2 separate regions of the Homo sapiens genome follow, and region 2 is linked to region 1. Evidence: read pairs that join two places in POLR2A ChIA-PET (ENCODE). Cell type or tissue: Panc1. All regions are shown on one strand.

Evidence for each region. Peaks named below come from ENCODE experiments on the same cell type or tissue, not always from the same donor. Only the 100,000 strongest peaks of a DNase experiment are listed, where the experiment ranks them.
Region 2: POLR2A ChIA-PET joins it to region 1 with 5 read pairs; 2 of 35 experiments call an interaction of 5 or more read pairs at or near these places.

The regions. Positions count from the first base shown.
Region 1 is chr18:12,514,004-12,522,003 of GRCh38, reverse strand. All of the region lies in intron 4 of SPIRE1 (spire type actin nucleation factor 1), which reads left to right. Among named protein-coding and RNA genes, the nearest start is that of PRELID3A, 110 kb to the right of the region's middle. In Panc1, no CTCF peak of the experiment used is centred here; no DNase peak of the experiment used is centred here; H3K27ac peaks cover 502 bases.
Region 2 is chr18:12,715,388-12,723,387 of GRCh38, reverse strand. PSMG2 (proteasome assembly chaperone 2) reads right to left here. Exons shown (of 7, transcript NM_020232.5): 4 at 4,753-4,871; 5 at 2,705-2,878. Among named protein-coding and RNA genes, the nearest start is that of PSMG2, 16 kb to the right of the region's middle. RefSeq lists an enhancer at 100-601. In Panc1, no CTCF peak of the experiment used is centred here; no DNase peak of the experiment used is centred here.

The DNA of each region.
Region 1 (8,000 bases):
GGGGTTATTAATTGGCCTAATTAAATTATCATTGTGTCTCACGGAATAGGGAGGCCCCAGGAGAGGGAGAGAGATGGGGGAATGGCTAGTGAGCGGAGCAGTCAGAACACACGCATTTATCAATTAGGTTTGTTGTCTTATATGGACACTGTCATGAGCACCCCAAAGCAATGACAATAGTAACATCAAAGATCACTCCTCACAGATCTCCATAACAGATTTAATAAAAAAAAAATGGAATATTGTGAGAATTACCAAAATGTGACAGAAAGATACAAAGTGAGCACATACTCTAGGAAAAATGGCACCAATAGATTTGCCGAACTCAGGGTTGCTGCAAACCTTCAATTTGTAAAAACACGATATCTGGCCAGGCATGGGGTGGCTCACATCTGTAATCCCAGCACTTTGGGAGGCTGAGGCGGGCAGATCACTTGAGGTCGGGAGTTCGAGACCAGCCTAGCCGACATGATGAAACCCCATCTCTACTAATACTACAAAAATTAGCCAGGTGTGGTGGTGCACGCCTATAATCCCAGCTACTCGGGAGGCTGAGGCACGAGGATCCCTTGAACCTGGGAGGCAGAGGTTGCAGTGAGCTGAGATCACGTGCCACTGCACCCCACCCAGGCGACAGAGTAAAACTGTGTCCAAAAAAAAAAAAAAAGTATCTGCTATGTACAACAAAGCGAAAGGCAGTAAAATGAGGTATGCCTGTACATATATTATTTCAGTTAGCCCTATGCAAGAAATCATAACTTGATGAAATTATTGAGCTCGGTTTATCTTAAATAAAACTAAAAAATATTTTACCTAAAATGAAAAACTATATTCATGTATATAAAGTATCTTCTTTTGCTGGGGGAAAAACAGTGTTTTCTAAAATGACTAGGCTGTTATGAAATGGTTTTGTCTGTTTTTAAAATCTTATAGCCACATTTTATAGTCTGTAAATTGGTTGAAAAATCAAATGTAAGTATTTTCCACCCCCCAATCTCTTATCAAGCCAGTAGCCAAATCCGCCAGTGTCATAGGGCCAATTGCATGTTAACTAACTCACACTGGGACACCTGTTTGTGACATGACTTCAACTTATTTTCTGCTTGAATAGCCTTGCAAAGAAAAAGCCCCAAGACGTCTGTCTCATTCACAGATTGAAGGGTATTTTAATCAGCTTTCTCATATTCCTTGCCTATTCCTCACCTCATGCCAACACCTCCAATAATAAAATTCTGGCATTTAAGTTGGCTGGAAGTTTCTTTCTAGACCTAAAATAGGTTTATATCCCTCCAAGTGGTGAACATACCACTTTTTGACAGAAAATCCACCACCAGATGTCTTTTTGTAAGTGTGCCATGTGTTCGTTTTAATGAGATCATTCATCATTTGTAATGTTTAGGGTCCTTGCTGCTGTCTGTCTTTTTTCTGTTTGATTTGTTATTTTTGTTTTGAGTGTTGGTAACATGCCGAGCACTGGTGTCTCATCAGGGAGGAGTAAATCTCTCTCTGACCTCCTGTCATTGCTCTTAGCGCTGCTCTCCCTGTTAAAATGTTTCACAAGAATATTTTACTGAAAGCTCGTGGAAGAACTCTGCCACCTTTCAGATCCTGCAGCTTTTAAAACTTAATTTATTTTTAACAAAAAATTTCACGTGGTTCAAAACCCAGGAGTTGTAAAAATATTACATTAAATTGTACCCTTCTATTTTTGTCTACTACTCACACTCTCCCTATATATGGGCAACAAATATTATTAATTTCTTTTTTATCTTTGCAGAGAGATTTTATGTATAACTAACAAGCGCATATCAGTATTTTCTTCCTTTTTTCACTTTTAAACTTTCCTTTTTTATTTAATTATATGTCTTAGAGATCATTTCATATCAGTAAATAGCTTTCACATCTGTAGGCCTTTATAATCTATTTTGTGGGTATGGTGTAATGAGTTTAACTAGTCCTATATTGACAGCTACTAAGTAATTTCCATTCTTTTTCTATTACAAACAGTGGTGTCATGGATAATTTTTAACCTATTTTTCTTGAGTGTGAACATAAGTGTAAGGTAGATTCCTAGAAGTAGACTTGCTGGGTCAAAGGAAATGTGCATTTATAATTTTTATAAAATATTACACTATTGTCCTTCCTAGAGGTTTAGTAGTTGATACTGTCCTTAGCAATGTGTGAGGCTATCTATTCTCCTACATCTTGACAATGTGTTTTCACAGTGATAAGTGAAAATTAGTATCTTAACAATTTTAATTTGCATTTGTCTTATTGTAAATGAGATCAGATATCTTTTCATGTACTTAAGAATCATTTGTCAATTGCTTGTTCATTTCCTTTGTTCATTTTTCTAATGAGCCATTGGTCTTATTAATTTGTCTTTATTTATTAAGAAAATAACTTTGTGATATAATTTGTAATATTGTCTGTGATATTTTAATGGTCATTTTTATCATCATCACTGCATTTCTATAGGTGTGAAGAGCTGATGAGTATAAAAACAGAAAAGGTGAATGTGTATTAGCAGATAATGTCAGTCCAGCTATGTAGAGCAGAGTCAGTCCAGCTATGTAGAGCGGAGTCAGTCCAGCTGTATAGAGCAGAGACATTTGTTAGAGAGAGAGTGTTTGCGTGTGTGTGTGTGCGTGCGTGTGTGCACATGTGTGTATAGGTACAAAAAATACTGGAAGAATAGAGGAATTCTAGGAATTCCTTTCCTAGAACCTAGAAATGAATTGCTTTCATTTTTATGACTTCATCTATAGTTTTTCTAATTTCTGTAGTGAACCATATAAATTCGAATTAAGTAGTACAGAATATCAATTTATAGTTTAACATTTTACATTTTTTATTCAATAAAATGCTCTTGACTTTTTTCATAATTGCTATAGTTGTTACTTGGCCACCATCCACCCCTCAGGGAGGAGAAGCGTGTTATATCTTTAAGAATGCACCATAAAGTTTGACACAAATATAAATCATATTCTTTAGTACTTATCCATTAACTCTGCATGGGAGACTTCCAGTTATCAGAACAACTGCTATAACTTTTTACTGGGTTTTTGTACCCTAATTTCTGAAATATTAATTTGGGACTAGTCAATGTGATAAAATCTTCTTTCCCTCTTTTCAGATAAAATATATTTGAATTAAAAAGTCATAGCTCATAATCTGTGTGGCTGATATTCATTTTTTAATTTATTATAGACAATATTGTGAAATAATGTCAGTCATGAAATGTATTTAATACTCTTTATGTAAGTAATTTCTTTGTTTTTTTTTGTTTTGTTTTTGTTTTTGTTTTTGTTTTGAGACAGGGTCAGGCTCTGTCACCTATGCTGGGGTAATCTCATGCAGTGATGCAATCTCAGCTCACTGCAACCTCTGCCTCCCGGCCTCAAGCAATCCTCCTACCTCAGCCTCCCGAGTAGTTGGGACTACAGGCATGAGACACTGTGCCTGGCAGTAATTTGTTGCTTTTTTCTTTTCTTTTTTTTTTTTGTGTGTGTGAGACAGGGTCTTGCTCTTTTGCCCAGACTGGAATGCAGTGATGCAATCACAGCTCACTGCACTTCCAACACCCAGGTTCAGGCAGTCCTTCTGCTTCAGCCTCCCAAAGTGCTGGGATTAAAGTTGTGAGCCATCATACTTGGCCTACATTAGCATATTTTAACTGAGTTATTAAAAATGTTGCCCAGTGTGGTTGCTCACGCCTATAATCCCAGCACTTTGGGACTCCAAGACGGGCAGACCACTGAGCCCAGGAGTTCAAGATCAGCCCGGCCAACATGGCAAAACCCTGTCTCTACTAAAAGTACAAAAATTAGCCAGGTGTGGTAGTACATGCCTGTAGTCCCTGCTGCTCAGGAGGCTGAGGTGAAAGGATTGCTTGAGCCCAGGAAGTTGAGGCTGCGGTGAGCCATGATCACACCACTGCTCCAGCCTGGTCAACAGAGTGAGACTCGGTCTCAACAATTAATTAAAAGTTTGTTCAAGGAATTTTTGAAATATATTCCTTATTATAATGCATTTAAAAATGTCTAACTGAAAACATGTACACATGGCATAGGGAAATAAGATAGTTTAAATGGTGGAAATGGTGATCATTAAAATGCTGTCATAAAAAATACATTATTATTTTAATATATGAACATATATGTGAATAAGAAGGATTTAATTAGTAAAGGGGTACTTATATGTGAGCTGATGTTGAACCTACACAAATGGATTAAAATTATTCTCTGAGCATTTGACATACTTCTGATTCACAGAGTAGATTTTGTTTTTTAAGTTGCCAGGAACTGAAAATGTTGGCATTGAGCAGTTCTAATTGCCAGCTTGAGAATGGTAATGTCAGAAATGGGAAGCGTAATTGCCATGTGGGTTCTCCCAATTAGAACTTTCTCACCATATCTCAAGCACAGGTTGACATCTGTTATTACATTTCTGCAAGCAAAAAAAAGAAAAATCATTCAGAAGCTAAAGTATAATTGACAGCTTGAATCTAAAACAAGAAAAATCTGTAATTTACTTTCAAATAACTCATTTGTTTTTACTGCTAACTAGAAAAATTGAGCTTTCTAGCCACATATTTGATCAAGCTTGTTTGATTACAGTATTTATAGATTCTAAGCTATCTACATTGATTTATTGCTGAGTCAGGATTTTGATTTGATGAAGAGGCTAAGGAGAGGTATCATTTTGCAAAACAAATTCACTTAGTATAAAATATTTTTGTGATGGAGTAAAAGTATTCACAATCAAATCCTCATAGGTATTCATTGACATAATAACTAATACCTACTGAATGTTCAATATGGTCTGAACTGAATGCTGTGTTTCATCTGTATTCTTCTGGTATATTTCTTCTATAAAATCCAAAAGATAGCTATTATTATTTGCACTTTAATATATGAGAAAATCAAACAGGATTACAGCAATTTAAAAATTTCCCCAAAGTCACGCAGCTGGAAAGTATCTGAGCTACAGTTTGTGCTATTGTTCAGAAAAACAAAGAAATGTGAAATTCTTGGACCATTTCAATTGTCTTCAATGTTATAAAGAACAGATAGTTTTTCTTAGTGGCAATGAGTGAGGGATTTGATCACAGCACAAATAAAGGTAGAGATGTAGGCAGGCCTAACAGTGACACCCTCCTGACTACATTTAGTCAGGGATGTGTCGGAGAATAGTAAAAATTAAGGTTGGGTGGAAAAGGGGCCCTGTTTTGGGGGGCATTGAAGCAAAAGAGTTTGGATTGAATATATTTTGCTGCTTCTCACACTATTCTACCAAAGTACCCCTAAGACATAAAAGCATGAACTCATATTTGTAGACTATTAAGGACATATTAAATCGTAACTTTCAGTTGCAGATGACAGAAACCCACTCAAATAAGCATGGGCAGAGTAGGGGAGAGATGTATTGGCTCACATAATTAGGAAGTCTAAGGGTACAGCTAGTTTTAGGCATAGTTGGATCCAGAATCTCAAAGGCTGTAATTAGGGCTGGCATGCTCCCTCCCTTTCCTCTCCAACCCTTTCCAGGACAGTCTCTTACTACCGTCTGCAGCCCTATTCTCACACTCTATCAATTTAGAACTCTGGCAGCAAATCTTTTCTGTTAATTGGGGCAAAAAAGTCTTAGAGGAAGATTTGGAGTCATATACCCACTTAGTAACCAGTCACAGTGGCCAGGAGATAGGCTGTGCTGGCTGGTCTAGGTCATGTTCTTACGCTTGTAAATAGGAAGTGAGGTACTGGGTCAGCCCTGCTCAAACCGTATGGGATGCATTTCTCAACAGAAGGATCTTTATCAGAGGAAGGAGCAGGGAGGCTTTCTTGAAAAATTAATGCTGTCCACTGAAGACTTGCTCGTCTAGTGCAAGTTAAAATATCTTTGACATAGTGGATTTTACTTTTGAAATTCATGTAAGTTTTGTCTGAGATGTCTGTTGTAATATTTTTTTAATGTTTCATGCTGTGGATTAAGCTCCCCTAGGATTTCCCTGGGAGACTCCTAGGGGTAAAATTTGAATTCAGGAGGTTTTATTGGGGCATGCTTTTGGGAACACCTATAAGGAATAAGGAAAGCAGGATTGAGCAGAGGGAAATGTTGAAATGTGATGCAGATGCAGCAGAGGCCTCAGCCGATCCCACAGGGAGCTCAGCAGCTAGGGGTGGTTCTTCAGAGATGTCCCAAATTGAAGCAAGGAGGCCTGATCTTTGTACTTCCTCACAGACCAGTGACTGGATATAGGTTACTCTAGGGAGGATGTAACTTTGACAAAGCAGCTTCCTTTGGCTAAAGGGCAGTTCCTGAGGAGGGTTAAGTAGTGAGCCTTTAGCAGACATCTCTAGCCACTAGTGGAAGAGGACGTTGTTCCTGAAACAGAGGGCAGCTTACCACAGCTTTCATTACATTAATTCCAGGAAAATATGTCATGTTTATCTGTTGTTTTATTAATATTTTGTTTTATTTTTTTGAGACAGGGTTTCTCTCTGTCGCCCAGGTTGGAGTGCAGTGGTGTGATCTTAGCTCACTTGTAGCCGCAACCTCCCAGGCTGAAGTGATTCTCCTACCTCAGCCTCCTGAGTAGCTGGGACTACAGGCAAGCGCCACCACACCCGGCTAATTTTTTGGTTTTTTTGGAGAGACAGGGTCTTACTGTGTTGCCCAGGTTGGTCTTCAACTCCTGGCCTCAAGCAGTCCTCATGCCTCAGCTTCCCCAAATATTGGGATCATAGGCATGAGTCACTGCACCTGGTCTGGAATTTAAAAAAAAAAGAAAAAAGTATGGGCTTATAAAGATGAGTTTATTCATCATGATTTCAGCTTTTTTCATATTTTTATGGTTTATAAGCTCCTGGGTAAGCAGTATATTGCTTCTGTGGGATCAGCCTTTGGGTGACAAGGGAGAATATGGCAGAAAGAACGTGTTTCCAAGTGGGCATGTGTCAGCCCCACCCCACATTCCATTATGTCTAAGGAAAGGAGGGTTGTTAGAAGGTTGGTCCATTTATGCGTACTTGATTTTCTCAGGCGCTAAGGTTCCAAACCAGCTTATTTGATGCTGGTTGAATCTTGTTGACCTGTTTAATACTATAATTACCTCTTTTCTTCTGTATGGTATTAGAAATGCATTTCTTTTTCTTCTTTATTTTATTTTACCTATTTATTCATCCACCTATTGGCTGAATGAGACACTTAAATGTAATGTGAGCCTGGGTTGAAGATTTATTTTCCTAAAACGCAGAGCATGTGTTTCTGTGTGGCAGATAAGATACCGCTCCCCAACTTCCCTAGGGGATTCTGAATTTAGAGGAGAACATAGATTTTTCTCTGAATATTACTCCCTCTGATTGAGCTTCCTCTTACTAAAGTTGACTTGGTAAGGGCTATTAAATAGGTTTAAGTATTTAAACATGCATGGTTGAAAGTGTCTTAATCTACTTAATGAAGAAATATTTACTAAGCACCTATTCTATGCAAGGCTATTCTGGAGATTTGTGAATCCCATCAGTGAACAAAATACAAAAAAAAAAAAATTCTTCTTTCCTAAAGTCTGAATCCAGCAGGAGGTGGTAGACAGTAAACATATGAAATAAGTACATTCTGTAGACCACTAAAAGGTAGGAAGAGCTATGGAAAAAGACATAAACTAGAGTAACTGCTAGTAGCTGGGGATGGGGCTTGGAATTTGGTCAAGATAGACCCCGTTGAGAAGGTGACGTTTGCACAAGTGTGTAACAGATATGAGGTGATTCAGTCTGGATATTTGAGATGTAAAGCATTCTAGGAAGAAGGTGGCAGCCAGTGTGCATACCATAAGGCTGGAGTGGGAAGAAATAGTAGGAGATGAGGTAAAGTGTGGTGACTCAAGGCTATAATCCCAGCCGTTTGGGAGGCTGAGGCAAGGGGATCGCAAGCTGACGAGTTCGACACCAGCCCAGGCAATATAGTGAGACCCTATCTGTAGAAAATACAAAAATTAGCCA
Region 2 (8,000 bases), 200 kb before region 1:
AGGTCTCTCTAACTCCAAAACATAGTCTCCTATCATACTATAAACGCCTCAAGCTAGTGATGAGATGGAGATACACCAAGGCAAAAAGTTTCCTGCTTGCCAATAAATGCAAAAATTACTCCTAACACCCTAAAACCAAGAACTATGAGAAAAATGCCATGCCAAAACTTGAAAGCACGAGACTGACAGAGAAGAGAGCTACAGAAATAAAAGTGAGCCGAGTTCTAAGGAAGGAAAGGCACCGAGGAGACTCTGATATATACATTCGGAAGTCTCAGATGATACCAGGCTAACTTTAGTTTCTGTCTCTAAAAACTACAAAGTAGAAACTGTTAGCCTCACTCACCCTAGCCCAGTACTTGGTTCTCAAACACCTTAGGGGCTCTCAATCTTTGTATGGAACCACTATGAGCTCTGATGGCTCAGAAAATTCCAGTTCCTAAATGCGTCTGCTGTGATGGCCTCAGGCAAGGCTCTCGCCTGGAGAAGGCTGGCTCCGAGGCTGTGCTTGCATTTTCAAGGCTCTAACTTGGAAAGCGCAGGGGTATGCTCTTCAGCTTATCGCGCCTCTTATTAGTTTGTCACACAGTGTGGGATAATCATTTCAATATTACCCTCTGGTCTTCTGCTAAAAAGAAAGGCAGAGGATGACTATTATTATTACTTTTTTATTTGGAACTATTTTATTCTGGTTGATACAACTGAGTATTTTAAATATTGTTTCTTCAGGGTAAAATCCGCATTTCCTGAATGTTTGATGCTGAGTAGGTCTAACTTTTATAATACTTTCTGTTTATCACCGCTAACTTTGTGGGCAAGCTTATAGCTAACCAGAAGCTGTTCTTTGCCTGTCCTCATAGTTTCACCCTATACCCAAGAAGACAGACCCAAGGAAACAGACCCCTGGACTCTGATGAGCAGCACCCCTGCCCTCGGATTCTCTGCCCTGTATTTCCAGTTGCCTCGGCCTCCCTGTAGTCTTAACTGATTTCCTCCACTCAGCTCTGCTTGGGTTCCGCTCCCTGTGCTGCAGTCCAGAAAGTATCTCAAGCAGAAAGCCAGGCAACTGTAGACTTAAAATTTGCCTTCTCTTAGGGATGACAGCTATGTGCTGCCTGTAGTCCAATGTCTGGAAAACAGTTGTTTCATAAATTGTCAGGTTCCAGTATTTTTATGGCAGGAGGGCAAGTCTGATATCAGTTACTCTGTCTTGGTCAGAAGCAAAAGTTTAGGAGGATTGATTGGTAAAGTAAGTGCAACAAAGTATAGAAGAGGTGGAGTGCAGTGGGAGTGCAGACGCAACTTCCTTGTCTAGAAGACAGGAAAAGGCAAGATTGCAGACAGGAGGTGAAGGGTAAGTTGACTCTTAGAAAGGAGGTAGGTGTTTGCAAGGGGGACAAGAGAGGAACACGGAACAAAAACACAAGGGAAATGAGAAAATACTGAGATGAGTGAAAATGAAAACACGACATGTCAAATCCCAGGGCATGCAGTGAAAACAGCACTAAGAGGAAAATTTACAGCTGTAAACACATTCAGTAAAAAAGAAAAAAACTTTTAAATTAATAACCTAAGTTTACACCTTGGAAAAGAGAAAAAAAAGCAAATCAAATCCAAAGCTAGCGGAAAAAAATAAAGATTAGGTAAGAGAGAAATAATAGAGAATAATAGAATAATAGAGAATAGAAAAACAATAATCAGCAAAATCAAAACTGGTTCTTCAAAGAAAAACAAAACTGACAAATCTTTAGCTAGCTTGACTAGGAAAAAAAAGAAAAGACTCAAATTATTAAAATAAGAAATGAAAATGGGAACATCAACACCAATTTTACAGAAATAAAGTTGGGAGTTATTATTTATGGGTACAGATTTTTTAATTTAGTATGACGACAAAGTTCTAGAAGTAGACAGTGCTGATGGATGCAGATGCTGTGAATTAATGGCACTTGATTGTACGCTTAAATATAGTTAAAATGTGTGATAAATGTAAATTTTGCACGATGTATATTTTACCACAATTAAAAAAAAGTGCGCGTGTAGAGGTTGCAAAGAATAAGTATTAGAATCCCTAAAAAGTCACACAAAATAAAAGCATTAAATATGGCTTTTGAGAAACCAGTTCTTCTATAACCAAGTTTAAATCTTTCCCCTAAATGCAAGAGCTCTACAATAGTACCAGTTTTGTAAATATATTTTCTTTTTTTCTTTTTGAGACGGAGTCTTGCTGTCTCCCAGGCTGGAGTGCAGTGGCGCGATCTCGGCTCACTGCAAACTCCGCCTCTCGGGTTCACACCATTCTCCTGCCTCGGCCTCCCGAGTAGCTGGGACTACAGGTGCCCACCATCACGCCCAGCTAATTTTTTGTATTTTTAGTAGATACAGGTTTTTACCATATTAGCCAGGATGGTCTCGATCTCCTGGTCTTGATTGATCTGACCTCGTGATCCGCCTGCCTCGGCCTTCCAAAGCGCTAGGATTACAAGTGTGAGCCACCGTGCCCGGCCTAGCAATATATTCTCAAAGTTTCAGTAAGTAATCCAATACATTCTCTGACTTAATTTTGTTTTTTTTGTTGTTGTTTTTTGTTTGAGACAGAGTCTTGCTCTGTCACCCAGGCTAGAGTGCAGTGGCACGATCTCAGCTCACTGCATTAATTTCATTTTTAAGTAAAGTGGGAAACAAATGAACAGGCAAACAAACTCACCTTTCATCATAGAGTGTTTTTGTGATACCTCCTCCCGGAATGCGGATACAAAACTCGGAATCATCTATTTCAGGAATGCACCGGCTTTTTTCCATTTCTTCCCAGTTAAGGCTCTTTATTTTATTTTGAACACTTTTTTGCATGGAAGGTGTAAGTAGGTACCGGAAGGGAGTACTAGAAATAATCATATAGTTAACTTTTTAAAAACTCTAAAGCAAACATCGGTTCTTTAGCTAAAATTCTCTTGGTCTCCATATATTCTGCTGCACAGGCAAAACACAAGTTTCAGCAGACTTAAGTAAAAAATATTGCTCTGATTTGCTACTTACTTACTTACTTAGGAGACAATATAAAAAGACAGAAACACTTAGGCAAGCCCATTGCAAAAATTTCCCACAGCTTTCCTCCCTTCTGCCATGAAGCCTGTAATGTCTTTTGTGAAAGTCCTGGAAATTAGCTCATTTTGAAAGGTAACTCTTGGCTTGTTGGTATTTTTTCATCCTGGTTTTATAGGTGTCTAAGTGATAAAAGTTATGATCTACATCATCTAAAACAGTTACAGTGAGCCAAGACTGTGCCACTGCACTCCAGCCTGGGTGACAGAGTGAGACTCCATCCCCAAAAGAATAAAAAATAAAAAATAAATGATCTAAATGCTACATCTTGGGGCCGGGCGTGGTGGCTCATGCCTGTAATCCCAGCACTTTGGGAGGCCCAGGCAGGCAAATCACCTGAGGTCAGGAGTTCGAGACCAGCCTGGCCAATATCCTGTCTCTACTAAAAACACAAAAAATTAGCCGGGTGTGGTGGCATGCGCCTGTAGTCCCAAGTACTCGGGAGGCTGAGGCAGGAGAACCGCTTGAACCCAGGAGGCAGAGGTTGCAGTGACTCGAGATTGCGCCACTGCACTCCAGCCTGGGCAACTGAGAACTGGGCAACTGAGAAAGACTCCGTCTCAAAAAAAAAAAGAGGAAAAAAAAAAAAAGCTACATCCTGGGGACGGGCACAGTGACTCATGCCTGTAATCCCAGCATTTTGGGAGACCCAGCAGGCGAATTACCTGAGGTCAGAAATTTGAGACCAGCCTGGCCAACACAGTGAAGCCCAGCCTCCACTAAAATTACAAAAATTAGTCTGGCGTGGCGGCAGGTACCTGTAATCCCAGCTACTCAGGAGGCTGAGGCAGGAGAATCGCTTGAATCCAGGAGGTGGAGGTTGCAGTGAGCTGAGACCATGCCACTGCACTCCAGCCTGGGTGACAGGGCAAGACTCCGTCTCAAAAATAAATAAATAAAAGCTACATCTTAGAGTATAAGAGTATTCTATATGATATGTTATCAACTTTATGTGGTAATGATAGCTTATAGTTCTATTTCTGGGATACTCTGTCTTACATTTAAGAACTCACTCTGACATGCCAGGGAGCTACCCTTTAGGCAAGTGGATTTCTGCAAATACGAATGGTTGCATGTGGCCAGGTGCGGGGGGCTCACACATGCAATCCCAATACTTTGGGAGGCTGAGGCAGGCAGACTGCTTGAGCCTGGGAATTCGAGACCAGCCTGGGCAACATAGCTAGACCCTGTCTCTACAAAAAGTAAATGTTTTTTAAAAAATGGTAGCATATATGGAAATAACTGAAAATATTAATCTTTCAAGGTAACATATGGAAATAACTGAAAATATTAACCTTTCAAAAGTTAGCAACTTTATAAATCTTGAGTACCTTTTCTGCTTATTCTCTTCAATTAGCTGAGCTCTGTGATGTTGCCATGTATGTGACGGGAAACACTAAAAACATGGTTCCCAAACTCTCTCTCTCTACACGATGTCTTCCCCATGCCCCAACTCTACTAAGCTCACAGGAACTGAAAAGATCTGCCTAACTGTACTCCCTCCCATCTCCTGACCTTCTCTTACCCCCCTCTTTCTAAACTCCAGTAAGAAGAGGTAAGGATCTACGTGGCTTTTAAAGTTTAACTTTTTAATAGAGAAATTATCATAGTATAAACCATACCAAAAATAACTTTCCAGAGGCAGAAACATACCTACGAAGCTGCAGATCATTACGCTGATATGAATGACTGCTTGAAAGAACAATGACTCTGGCACAGCCACTGCTTTTCACCCAGGAAAGCAGTTTTTCACAGAATGGCTTTGATTTATACTTTGCACACCATTGAGAGAATAAAAAGAAAATCTAAAAGTTAGTCTTAGAGCATACAAACATTCTATATACTATTTCATCAACTTTATGTGATAATGATATATAATTTATATATACTGAAATTATTTTCAGATCCACTTACTGTGCTTAAACCGAAAGTGAATGATAAAGAGCAATGAATTATCTAATGTATCTTTATAATTAAGAAATCAATGGCCATGCATGGTGGCTCACGCCTGTAGTCCCAGCACTTTGGGAGGCAGGCGGATCACCTGAGGTCAAGAGTTCAAGACCAGCCTGGCCAACATGGTAAAACCCCATCTCTACTAAAAATAAAAAAATCAGCGGGGCATGGTGGCAGGCACCTATAATCCCAGCTACTCAGGAGGCTGAGACAGGAGAATCACTTGAACCCAGGAGGTGAAGGCTGCAGTGAACCGAGATTGTGCCATTGCACTCCAGCCGGGGGAACCGAGTGAAACTTTCTCAAAAAAAAAAAAAAAAGAAAAAAGAAAAAGAAAAGAAATCAATGAATCATGAGGAATCTAGATTTCAAAAAAAATCTATTGTGATGGACAAAGGACAATTTCCCAGTTCTCTACTTGAGTAATCTATTGTTACCTAATAACCAATACATGGTCATCTGTGAAGGGTTCTTGCCAGAAATTTGTGACCCGAATCTGGTCACATGGAAACAATCAGATGAATGGAGAATGCTCCACATCCAGCCCCGGTTCCTCAAAGGAGTCAATATTGTAAAGAAAGAAAGAGGGGCAGGCCAGTTTTACTCTGAAGGATAACAACTAAAAAGATGTAACAGCCAAATACAACCTGTGAACCATCAATGGATCCAGAATTGAAGGATACTTTCGGAACAGCTGTGGAAATTTGAGTATGTTGGATGATACTCCTGAATAAATTCATTAAATGCTGGTTTTCTTGGGTGTGGTAATGGTGTCCTGTTCTTGAAAGATGTGTGCGGAAGTATGTAGGGGTGACCATTGCTAGCCTACTTCTGGATTGTTTCGAAGAAGGAAACTGTGTACGCGCATAGCGAGAGATCAAGTAGGTGTGGCAAGACATTCACAGCTGGTAAATCTGGAATGTGGGTTATAAAATTTCAGGGGGAGCCCGCTTTATGAAAATTTTTCAAAGACTGCTCATAAAATAACTACTCAATAAAATTTAAAATGCAGGTAAGAGAAATGCAGGCTAACTTTTAAAATAAGAAGGTAGTCTAGTGCAGCAGTTAAGAGAGGCAGGCTCTGGGACAGGCAAGGTGGCTCACTCCTGTAATCCCAACACTTTGGGAGGCCGTGGTGGGCAGACTACTTGAGCCCAGGAGTTAAAGCCCAGCCTAGGCAATATAGTGAGACCCTGTTACTACAAAAAAAAAAAAAATTATTACACATGGTAGTGCACGTCTGTAGCCCCAGGTACTCAGGAGGCTGAGGTGGGAGGATCATTTGAGCCTCGGAGGTCAGGGCTGTAGTGAGCCATAGTTGTGCCACTGCACTCCAGCCTGGGTGGAGTGACACCCTGTCTCAAAAAAAAAAAAAAAAAAAAAAGTAAAAGAAAAAAGGCAAGCTCTGGAGCCAGGCTGCCTGGGTTAGAGTGCTGGTCCTGCCTCCCTAAGATCATGTGTCAGGCAATTGCTTAATCTTTCTGTACTTCAGTGTTTCCTTTGAAAAATAAGGATAATATTAGTATCTGTCTTATAGGTTTGTCATGAGGATTAAGTAATAAATATAAGGTACTTAGAACAGTATCAGCACAAAGAATCAATGCTCAATAAATGTTTGCTATTTTGAAATTAGTCTTGTGGCCAGGCACGGTGGCTCACGCCTGTAATCCCAGCACTTTGGGAGGCTGAGGCGGGCAGATCACAAGGTCAGGAGATCGAGACCATCCTGGCTAACACGGTGAAACCCCGTCTCTACTAAAAATACAAAAAAATTAGCCGGGCGTGATGGTGGGCGCCTGTAGTCCCAGCTACTCGGGAGGCTGAGGCAGGAGAGTGGCGTGAACCCAGGAGGTGGAGCTTGCAGTGAGCCGAGATCATGCCACTGCGGTCCAGCCTGCGCAACAGGGCGAGACTCCGTCTCAAAAAAAAAAAAAAAAAAAAATTCACTCTTTACTTCCAGCTGCCAAAAATTTATATTATACGTTAAATAATTTTTCAACTTACACTGATTAGAAAGAGAACAAAAAGCCATGTGGCACAATGTAAAAATGTTACCAACTCTAACTGCAAAACTTTGGGTATATAATGTTAACTAAAGAAAGCAGTGATTCTAGTATAAGAATTAAAAATAATCTTAGCAGCACTATTCATGATAGTCTCAAACTGGAAATAATCAAATGTAGCATCAAAAGTACCATGGAAAAATTATGGCTTATGTATACAACTTAACACCACAGAGAAATGAGAACGAATGAACTATGGCTACTTCCAACAACATGGGTGAACCCCGCAAAGGGAATGTTAAGAAAGGAAGCTAGATGCTGTAAGTATATACCACAGAATTCCACCAATAGAATACTGACTAGGACGCATTATGGGGTCCTCTGGAATGCTGACAATGCTCTATGTCTTGATCTGAAAGCTGGTTTCACAGAGGGTTTACTGCATGAAAATTCACCAAGCTGTATATTTATGATTTGTGCACTTTTCTCATGTACGTCATACTTCGATAAAAAGTTAAAATAATGGCTGAGCACAGTGGCTCACGCCTGTAATCCCAGCACTTTGGGAGGCTGTGGTGGGCAGATCACCTAAGGTCAGGAGTGTGAGACCAGCCTAGCCAACATGGCAAAACCCCAACTCTACTAAAAGTACAAAAAGTAGCCAGGCGTGGTGGCGGGCACCTGTAATCCCAGTTACTCAGGAGGCTGAGACAAGAGAATTGCTTGAACCCAGGAGACGGAGGTTGCAGTGACCTGAGATCACGCCACTGCACTCCAGCCTGGGCGACAAGAGCAAGACTCCATCTCAAAAAGAAAAGTTAAAATAAAAAGTACTATGCAGTTAACCATGTCACTAAAATCCTGTATTTCTAACCTCCTGAAAAGATGATACCTCAGGTCATTCCAAAAAATCCCTTAGCAAATATTTACTGAGAGCTTCTC